2 separate regions of the Homo sapiens genome follow, and region 1 is linked to region 2. The links are chromatin loops, found by intact Hi-C in ENCODE. Cell type or tissue: dorsolateral prefrontal cortex. All regions are shown on one strand. Each heading gives the region's core, and the rest is flanking DNA. Links, peaks and the distances in the headings are about the cores only.

What was found. A loop is a pair of places that touch in the nucleus more often than their neighbours do. Peaks named below come from ENCODE experiments on the same cell type or tissue, not always from the same donor. Only the 100,000 strongest peaks of a DNase experiment are listed, where the experiment ranks them.
Region 1: it touches region 2 in a loop (5-fold over the local background); 1 of 110 quality-filtered maps calls a loop at or near these places.

The regions. Positions count from the first base shown.
Region 1 is chr17:8,725,098-8,730,473 of GRCh38, forward strand. CCDC42 (coiled-coil domain containing 42) reads right to left here. Exons shown (of 7, transcript NM_144681.3): 7 at 4,838-5,110. The coding sequence ends at 5,033. Among named protein-coding and RNA genes, the nearest start is that of CCDC42, 17 kb to the right of the region's middle. In dorsolateral prefrontal cortex, for the core only: no CTCF peak of the experiment used is centred there; a DNase peak (open chromatin) is centred at 2,367.
Region 2 is chr17:8,809,688-8,815,063 of GRCh38, forward strand. The region is part of intron 18 of PIK3R6 (phosphoinositide-3-kinase regulatory subunit 6); the gene reads right to left. Among named protein-coding and RNA genes, the nearest start is that of MFSD6L, 13 kb to the left of the region's middle. In dorsolateral prefrontal cortex, for the core only: no CTCF peak of the experiment used is centred there; no DNase peak of the experiment used is centred there.

The sequences.
Region 1 (5,376 bases), core at 226-5,225, 84 kb before region 2:
AGAAGTTTGGCCTGAGACAGGGGTCTCGTGGGACTCCGCTTGGCCTCAGCACCCTGCTATGCACATGGAAGGCTTCCAGTAAACATTGCTGGGACCGAAAGTCCAGGAGCATAGGAGCTCACTCAGATGCCCAAGTGATCAACCCTAAGATGGCTTGAAAGGAGAAGCACAAGGTTCTAGAGCCCTTCCAGCTGACCGAAAGCCTTGTCCGTAATATGTGGGACCCTGGTCTGGAAGCTAGGGAAAGGGCTTTGAGGGTAAAACCTTGCGAGGAGGGGGGCTGATCCCAAGGGCTAGTAGCTGATCTCACAGAAGCAGAGGCTCTTCAGCTACTCCAGGGAGACCGAGATCACCTGGAAGGGTGCTCAAAGCTTGGTTTTAATCCCATCTTTAGCAGCAGTTTGGAGGTTGTGTATATGGCAAGGCGTTGTGACAGACATGCAGCTGTCTGCCCACCTGCCTGCTTGCAGGCTCAGCTCTTAGTCCCCCAAACCCCTCCAACCCCCTCTTCTGTCCTTCCCCTACTCATCATTCCGCACTCCATGGCCTACACTGGGAGCCTCTTCCTGGTGTTTCAAAGGTGAAAGCTAAGGGGAACCTCAGGCCATTGCTCACGGGTTTGGAGGGGAACCGAGTGCTCTACACTGAGAGTGAGCTCCTGAAGGGCTTCCTTCCTCTTCCCTCCCTTTATCCATAAAACACCCAGAGCCCTACTTCCTGCCTTTGCTGATGAGAACCATTCATTTCTGGAACAAATCAGTTATTTCTGCTCTCGTGAGTTAGTGTCTTTTCTTGCTGGGAAAAACTCCAGTTAGGCCCTTACCTTCATCTTCTTGTTCTTGGAGCGTGATCTCATGCATCTGAGAGTTGGAATCCCTCTTGACCGGGTTGTCTTGGCTTCTTTATGTGGCTATAGGGCCCCGGGTAGCCATGCAGAAGGCCTGAGATGGGGCTGGGGTGGGGTAGGGAAGGAGCGAGGGCCTGTCTGTGACTGCCATTACCCTCCCGATGGGGAGACCCCGTCACTCCGGCGCCTGGGAATCCCTGCACCATTTGGATTTGTTCTCCCTGTGTCTGTGGGCTTGAGTAGGTTTGCGGATTTGTGGCTTCTCTTGTACTCAAGAAATCTGCCTAGACCCACAGAATTTCTTCTGCCCCAGGGCTGGACCACCCTTTTTAAGCATGAAATATGCAACAATATCAGAGTGAGTTATACACATACATAATATGCACATACTAGTTATACATCTGCAGTATCGGGGTGAGTGTATGCACACTTAACAGCATGCACATGCAGAGTTACACACAGGCAATATCAGCGTAAGTTATACACACGTGTAAACACGTGTGTCTCAGGATAAGCTTATGTGTGATCACAGGAGTTCTGAGTGTGACCCTGAGGAGTCCCTGTTTCAGTCAAGCCCTGGAAACTTGGTGGCGCAGGGTGGTGAAGCCGAGGAGGGAGTGCAGAGGAAGGAGGCAGAGGGAGTGCCTTCAGCTTCTCGCACAGGGCCTTGGGTGGTGCTGTAGGGGTGGTGCTGAGGGGGCCTTGCACACTCCAAGAGGAAGTGTGTTCAGGCCGAACAGCCTGGGCTTCTCAAACACCACCTTACAGCGACAGCAGAAGACGGGGCTGTGGGGGGAAGTGTGTATATTGGGGAGTTGGGGGAACTGCCTGTTCTGCGCCTTCTCCCACCTCCCAGGACCCAGACCAGGAGGCTGAACGTGGAGAAGTTATTTCAGCAGCATATCCTTCACCCACGGCCGTTTCTGGAGATCCCCAACCCCTCCATGCCCCTCTGAGCACCCCCTTAGCACTCGCTGTCCTGGGTGTGTGAGGTGACCTCTGCCCTCCATCCACTAGAGACGCCTGTTTGGCCAGGGCCAGCCGGCAGGACTGCAGCCTCCAGCATCCGTTCCTCGCTTCTGAAGGCAGATTTGCCTTGGTTTCGTCACCTGTGAAATGGAGATGATGATAGCGTGGAGGCTTCGGGATAAGTCAGCATGCCTAGGCAGAATTGTATTCTCAGAATTCCTTTTCTTGGGTGTGTCCTGTTAGTGTGGGTCACAGAAAGCTTCCCGTAGGGGATTTGGGGGCGGACTCACTCTGATATTGTTGCATTTTTCAGGCTTAAAGAGGGGCCCAGCCCTGGGGCAGAAGAAATTCTGTGGGTCTAGGCAGATTTCTTGAGTACAAGAGAAGCCACAAATCCACAAACTTACTCAATGCCTGCTGACTGGCGGCATTGGTGTGAGGCGGTGGCCAGGCCTGCATCTGCCCGCCCTCCCCTGGAACCTCCTTCAGTCTCCTGCCCCTGGGCCAGGCGTATGTGTTCATTTCCAGGACGAAGGATCCTGGCTTTGGCAGGACGCCCACACCACCAATTTCAGAAGCAACAAGAACTGACGTGGGTTTCTGTCTGCCTGTCTGTCCTCGGGTCTCCAGCCTGTGCTATGGATTCTGACTTGTCCTTGATCTGCCCCACTTTACCTCCATGCTTCCTTCCCAACCATCTCCCCTGCGAACTTCAAGCCTCAGCATCAGATGGGAAGACAGCTGCTTTATAGACACTGCTTACCCAGTGCCCACAACTGCCTACAGTCAAATCCCTGAAACAAAGCCCTTCACATATACCAGAAGAATCTCTCTCTACCATCTATCTATCTATCTATGTATTTATCTACCTGTGTATCTATCTATGTATCTATGTATCTATTATCTATCTATCTATCTCTACTATCTATTGTCTATCTCCTATCTATCTACCATGTATCTTCTATTTACTATTTATCATCTATCTGTTGATCTATTGATCTGTATCTATCATCTATCTACTATGTATTGTCTATCTCCGATCTATCTACATATTATCTATCTTCTATTTGCTATTTATCTATCATCTAATTTATCATCTATCTTCTATATCTATGTATCTATCATCTATCTGCTATTATCTCCTATCTTATCTACCTACCATCTATCTTCTATTTACTATTTATCTATCCCATCCATCCATCTATCCACCCATCCACCCATCCACCCATCCACCCACCCACCCATCCATCCATCCATCTCTATCTATCTATCTATCTATCTATCAATCTACTTACTTCTCTTGCTAAACGCTGACCCAGGTAGACACGTATTGCTTCTTGAGGTAGGAAATGAGTGGAGCCCAGGTGCTTGAAAGTGTTTGGTCACTGCAGGGCAGTGGTTCTTCAACTTGAGCACGCATCAGAATCATGTGGAGGGCTTCTTAAAACCCAGAGTGCTGGGTCCCACCCCTGGAGTTTCTGATTCTCAGGTCTGGAGTGGGGCCTGAGAATTTAACTGGTAAAGTTGCCAGGTGATGCTGACGCTGCTGGTCCGGGGACCACGCCTGAGAATGACTGCTGTAAGGTGTTGTATGTGAAGGTGAGGGGTTACTGCGGCCACGCAGCGATCCTGGCAGGGCAGCTGCAGCAGTGCCTTCCCTGAGACAACAGGAATCCGGGCAGTCTGAGGGCCCTCTAGGATCACAGGGCCAGGGAGGAGACACGGAGCCTTGTTAAGTCTGCTCCTCAGCCTGCTTTGGGGACAAAAGCACAGGGCCTCTGCTTTCTGGGAGGCAGACTGACGAGGGGGAGAGACCAGGCTCAGGAAGAGCAGACCCAGGGGTGAATCCTGACCCTGTCGTCCTGTAGCCAGGGTTCCCAGGCAAGCATCCTGCTCTGTGAGTCAGGATAATGATGCCTCACTGGGTTTTCAAAAGGCGGATACAAATGAAGTCCCTGTTGAATACATGTTACTTCCCCACGGCTCTCTGACTTGGCTTTTGCTATTGATTTAAAAATGTGCAATTGAGTTTTTGAACCTAAGTTTGAGATTTTACATTGACCTCAATTGAGTTGAGTTTGGCTGGTTTTAATCCATCATCCCAGCCTGCTGAGGTGCTCCTGAGCCTTGAGCTTGTCATTTGGCACATTAGTGATCCCTCCCTAGTTACTGGTGGCCTGCCCAGTAACTAGGGCAGTAACTAGGGCTGTTCCTTCCTTAGCGTTGCTGACACTGGCTTGCATGTTTTAGCGCACACAGTGGGGCAGGGGAGCAGAGCTTGCTCCTGAAGTCAGGGAAGAGTGCTCGACTCAGCACTTTTGCAGCTCTGACCTGGGAAGCTGCCTTCGTAGTTTTAAGTGGGTCTTTGCACCCAAATTAGAAACACCTCATGCTTCTAATCCAAGCACTTTGGGAGGCCAAGGTGGGTGGATCACCTGAGGTTAGGAGTTCGAGACCAGGCTGACCAACATGGTGAAACCTTGTCTCTACTAAAAATACAAAATTAGCCCGGCATGGTGGCGGGCGCCTGTAATCCCAGTTACTCGGGAGGCTGAGGCAGGAGAATCGCTTAAACCCAGGAGGCAGGGGTTGCAGTGAGTCGAGATCGCGCCTTGCACTTCAGCCTGGGCAACTCCATCTCAAAAATAAAATAAAATAAAATAAATAAAAATAAAATAAAATAAAATATAAAATATAAAATTATAAAATATAAAATAAAATATAAAATATAAAATATAAAAAAATAAAATAAAATAAAATAATATAATATAAAATATAAAATAAAATATAAAAGTTTGAAGTGGTGGATGAGAGAAGAGTCCTCTGTACTGACCCTACTGGTTTGTTGCCCACCTGAACACTGACTGTGTGTGAGCCCAAAGGTGAGGGGACACCAGACCTAAGATGTGGTTTCTAGTTCCCAGGCAGCCTAGGTGACCAGCTTTGAGAGTGAGTGCTTGTTGGGGGGGTCCCCCGTCACTGCACTCTTCCCCATGAATAAACTACCAAAGGGCTAGAGAGAACTTGAGAACAAACTTCATATAACATTCACTGTTTTCAGGGATAGAGTGAGGCCCACGGGGGAAAATAAGCAGGTGTCCCTCAGCAGGAAGGCACAGCAGGCATCGGTCCCGAGCTGGACTGACTGGACCGCAGGCTCACGACTTCTTCTTTCACGATCTCTGTCTCAGGACATTCTGGAACAAGGCTGCCTCCTTAAATCCGGACTCGCTGTTGTTCCTTCTTTTTCACCTCTGCCCAGATGTCCGACCGGTCTTGGATAAATTGCTGGATCTAGAAAGGCAAGGAGCCCAGCGTTAACTCCGCCCCCCAGAGGCCTCCCCTGTCCCAAGATGGAGCATCCCAGACATTCACTTGTAAAGAATTCATCATTGCTTTCCTGTGACTGACTTCTTTTTAAATTTTTATTTATTTATTTTTTTGATACAAGAGTCTTGCTCTGTCACCCAGGGTGGAGTGCAGTGGCACGATCTAGGCTCACTGCAACCTCCGCTTCCTGGGTTTAAGCAATTCTCGTGTCTCAGCCTCCTGAGTGGCTG
Region 2 (5,376 bases), core at 72-5,071:
AGGAGGTTGAAGTAGGGGGATCAATAAGATATGGGCTGGTGGAATGGATAAGAAAAACAGGATCCAACTGTATGCTGCATACAAGAAATCTGCCTAACTGTTAAAGACATTTACACTCTAAGGGGTGGAAAAAGATATTTCACACAAATCAAACCAAAAACAAGTAGGAGTAGCTATACTTATATCAGATAAAACAGAGTTTAAATCAACAGTAAAAAAAGACAAGGTCATCTATAATGATAAAGGGATCAATTCAACAAGAAGACATAACAATTCTAAATAAATATGCACCCAACACTGGAGCACCCAGATTCCTAAATACTACTAGATCAAAGAGATAGCCACTGTATTAATCCATTTTCACACTGCTGATAAAGACATACCTGAGACTGGGAAATTTACAAAAGAAAGAGGTTTAATGGACTTACAGTTCCACATGGCTGGGGAGGCCTCACAATCATGGAAGAAGGCAAAGGAGGAGCAAAGTCACGTCTAACATGGATGGCAGCAGGCAAAAAGAGAGCTTGTGCAGGGAAACTCCTTCTTATATCACCATCAGATGTCATGAGACTTACCCACTATCACGAGAACAGCATGGGAAAGACCTGTCCCCATGATTCAATTACCTCCCACCAGGCCCCTCCCACAACATGTGGGAATGCAAGATCAGATTTGGGTAGGGACACAGCCAAACCACATCATTCCACTGCTGGCGCCTCCCAAATCTCATGTCCTCACATTTCAAAACCAATCATGCCTTCCCAACAGTCCCCTGTCTTAACTCATTTCAGCATTTACTGAAAAGTCCACAGTCCAAAGTCCAAAGTCTTATTTGAGACAAGGCAAGTCCCTTCTGCTTATGAGCCTGTAAAATCAAAAGCAAGTTAGTTACTTCCTAGATACAACAGGGGTACAGGCATTGAGTGAAAACAGCCATTCCAAATGGAAGAAGTTGGCCAAAACAAAGGGGCTACAGGCCCCATGCAAGTCTGAAGTCCAGAAGGGGAGTCAAATCTTAAACCTCCAAAATGATCTCCTTTGACTCCATGTCTCACATCCAGGTCACACTGTTGTGAGAGGTGGGTTCCCATGGTCTTGGACAGCTCTGCCCCTATGGCTTTGCAGGGTTCTGCCTCCCTCCCAGCTGCTTTTATGGGCTGGCGTTGAGTGTCTGCAGCTTTTCTAGGCACACGTGCAAGCTGTCAGTGGATCTATCATTCTGGGTCTGGAGGATGGTGGCCCTCTTCTCACAGCTCCTAGCCCCAGCAGGGACTCTGCATGGGGGCTCTGACCCCACATTTCCCTTCTGCACTGCCCTAGCAGAGGTTTTCTATGAGGGCCTTGCCCCTGCAGCAAACTTCTGCCTGGGCATTCAGGCATTTCCATATATCCTCTGAAATCTAGATGGAGGTTCTCAAACCCTAATTCTTGACTTCTGTGCACTTGCAGGCTCAACACCACATGAAAGCTGCCAAGCCTTAGGGCTCGCACCCTCTAAAGCCATGGCCCGAGCTCTACATTGGTCCCTTTCAGCCATGGCTGGAGCAGCTGGGATGCAGGACACCAAGTCTCTAGGCTGCACACAGCACGGGTACCCTGGGCCCAGCCCATGAAACCATTTTTTCCTCCTAGGTCTCAGGGTCTGTGATGGGAGAGGCTGCTGTGAAGACCTCTGACATGCCCTGGAGACATTTTCCCCATTGTCTTGGGGATTAACATTTGGCTCCTCATTGCTTATGCAAATTTCTACAGCCAGCCTGAATTTCTCCTCAAAAAATGGGATTTTCTTTTCTATTGCATTGTCAGGTTGCAAATTTTCCAAACTCTTATGCTCTGCTTCCCTTATAAAACTGAATGCCTTTAACAGCACCCAAGTCACCTCTTGAATGCATTGCTGCTTAGAAGTTTCTTCTGCCAGATACCCTAAATCATATCTCTCAAGTTCAAAGTTCCACAAAAATGCCACCAGTTTTGCTAAAATATAAGAGTCACCTTTGCTCCAGTTCCCAACAAGTTCCTCATTTCCATCTGAGACCACCTTAGCCTGGACTTTATTGTCCATATCGCTATCAACATTTTGGGCAAAACCATTCAAAAAGTCTCTAGGAAGTTCCAAGCTTTCCCATTTTCCTGTCTTCTTCTGAGCCCTCCAAACTGTTCCAACCTCTGCCTGTTACCCAGTTCCAAAGTTGCTTCCACATTTTCAGGTATCTTTTCAGCAGCACCCCATTCTACTGGTACCAATTTACTCAATCCATTTCACACTGCTGATAAAGACATACCTGAGACTGGGAAATTTACAAAAGAAAGATGTTTAATGGACTTACAGTTCCACATGGCTGGGGAGGCCTCACAATCATGGCAGAAGGCAAGGAGGAGCAAGTCACATCTTAGATGGATGGCAGCAGGCAAAAAGAGAGCTTGTGCAGGGAAACTCCTTCTTATACCACCATCAGATCTTGTGAGACTTATTCACTATCACAAGAACAGCACAGGAAAGACCTACCCCCATGATTCAATTACCTCCAACTGGGTCCCTCCCACAACATGTGGGAATTCAAGATGAGATTTGGGTGTGGACACAGCCAAACCACATCAGACACCAATAGAATAATAGAGGGAGACTTTAGTACTCCATTGATGCACTAGACAAATTATCAAGGCAGAAAATCAACAAAGAAACTCTGGACTTAAATTGGCCTCTAGACCAAATGGACCTAACAGACATTTACAGAACAATCTACTCTACAACTGCAAAATGTAATTCTTCTCATTTGCACATGGAACATTCTCAAAAATTGGCCATATGCTAGACCACAAGGTGAGTCTCAATAAATTTTTTAAAAACCTGAAGTCATATCAAGTAACTTCTCAGACCACAGTGGAATAAAACTAGAAATCAACACCAAGAGGAACCCTCAAAACTATTTAAATACATGAGAATTAAATAATTTGCTCCTGAATGATTGTTGCATCAATGATAAAATTAAGGCAGAAATAAAAAAATTTTTGAAATGAATGAAAATAGAGACACAACATACCAAAACCTCTGGAGTACATCAAAAGCAGTGCTAAGAGGGAAGTTTATAGTGTTAAATGCCTATATAAAAAAGATGGATCTCAAATCAATAACCTAATGTTGCATGTCAAGGAACTAGAAAAATAAGAACAAACCACACCCTAAGCTAGCAGAAGAAAATAACAAAGATCAGAGCAGAACTAAATGGAATTGGGACAAAAAAATACGAAGGATCAACGAAATGAAAAATTGGTTCTTTGAAATGATAAACAAAATTGATAGACCACTAGCTAAGTTAACCAAGAAAAAAAGAGAGAAGAATCAAATAAGCACAATCAGAAATGAGAAAGGTATCATTACAATTGATACAACAGAAATGCAAAAGATCATCAGAGACCTATAAGCATCTCTATGCACACAAACAGGAAAATCTAGAGGAAATGGATAAATTCCATTTATCTAGGAACATACAACTTCCAAAGATTGAACCAAGAGGAAATAGAATCTTGAACACACCAATAATGAGTAATGAAATTGAATTAGTAATAAAAAAAACTCTCAATTAAAAAAAACCTCAGGAGCAGATGGGTTCACAGTGGAATTCTACAAGACATACAAGGAAGAACTGATACTAATCTTACTGACACCGTTCAAAAAACATTGAGAAGAAGGGAATCCTCCCTAATTCATTCTATGAAGCCAGGGTCAGTCACTCTGATACCAAAGCTAGGCAAGAACACAACAACAACAAAAAAAACTATAGACCAATATGCCTGATGAACATAGATGCAAAAATCCTCAACAAAGTACTAGCAAACCAAATTCAACAGTGAATCAAAAAGATAATGCACTGCAATCAAGTGAGTTTTATTCCAACAATGCAAGGTTGGTTCAACATACACAAATCAATAAATGTGACTCACCACATAAACATAATTAAAAACAAAAATTATGCAATTGTATTAATAAATTCAGAAAAAGCATTTCATAAAATCCAGCATCTCTTCATGATAAAAGCCCTTACCAAAGTAGCAATAGAAGGAACATATCTCAAAATAATAAAAGCCATATATGACAAACCCACAGTCAACATCACACTGAGTGGGGAAAAATTGAAAGCATTACCTCTAAGAACTGGAATAAGGCAAGGATGCCCACCGTCACTACTCCTATTCAACATAACAGAAGTCCTAGTTAGAGCAGTCAGAAAAGAGAAAGAAATAAAAGGCATCCAAATTGGAAAAGAGAAAGTGAAATTATCCCAGCTCCAGAGTGACAGGCATAATAAGCAGGCTTACCCACCCCTCATCCCTGGCCCCCTTTACTCGCTGAGGCAGGAGCCCAGAGGACTCATTTCTGGAAAAACAAAACTATCCTAGCAAAGAGACTTGCAGATACTGACATCTGGGATCCCCCCACAGAAAGAACCATGGGCTTCTGACTGCCCACTGAGAAGCCCACCATTGACCCAGGTTTTTAGTGCTCCACTCTTTAGTTCAGAGAGAGATCTTTTTTTTTTTTTTTTTTTTTTGAGACAGAGTCTTACCCTGTTGCCCAGGCTGGTGTGCAATGGCGTGATCTCGGCTCACTGCAACCTCCGCCTCCCAGATTCAAATGATTCTCCTGCCTCAGCCTCCCAAGTAGCTGGGATTACAGGCATGCACCACCATGCCCAGATAATTTTTGTATTTTTAGTAGAGGTGGGGTTTCACCATGTTGGCCAGGCTGGTCTCGATCTCCTGACCTCGTGATCCGCCCTCCTCTGCCTCCCAAAGTGCTTGGATTATAGGCATGAGCCACCGTGCCCAGTCAAGAGACCATATTAGGAGAGACAACAAATAACCATAAAACAAGAAAGAGTCCTTAAATAGCCTAAATTTTCAAAAAATGAATTTGAAGAAAACTCCCCCAAAATTGAAGAAATGACAAAGAAGGACAATGGGAGAAAAAAGATGAGAAAATTAGAGCATTAATTTAGGAGGTCAAACATCCTACTATTCATAGTTCCAGAAAGAGAAAGCAAAGAAATGAAGGGAAGGAAATTATTTTAAAGATTGTATTAGAAAATATCTGAGAATTGAAAGATGTGAGTCTCCAGATTGAGAATTGTCCATCAAAGGTCCAAAATGATGAATGAAAAAAGATCCCACCAAGGTATATTCTTGTGACATTCAGAATCTTCTCTGAAATTTAGTATTTATGGCTTCCAAAGAGAGAGAGAAAAGAAAAAAAAGTCTCATACAAAGACTAGGCATAAGAAGGCACCATATTATACAACAGCAGCATCAAAAACTAAAAGAAAGTTCACATTCAAAGAAATCCAGACAGAATCGACAAAATCAAAACCATAGCAGGAA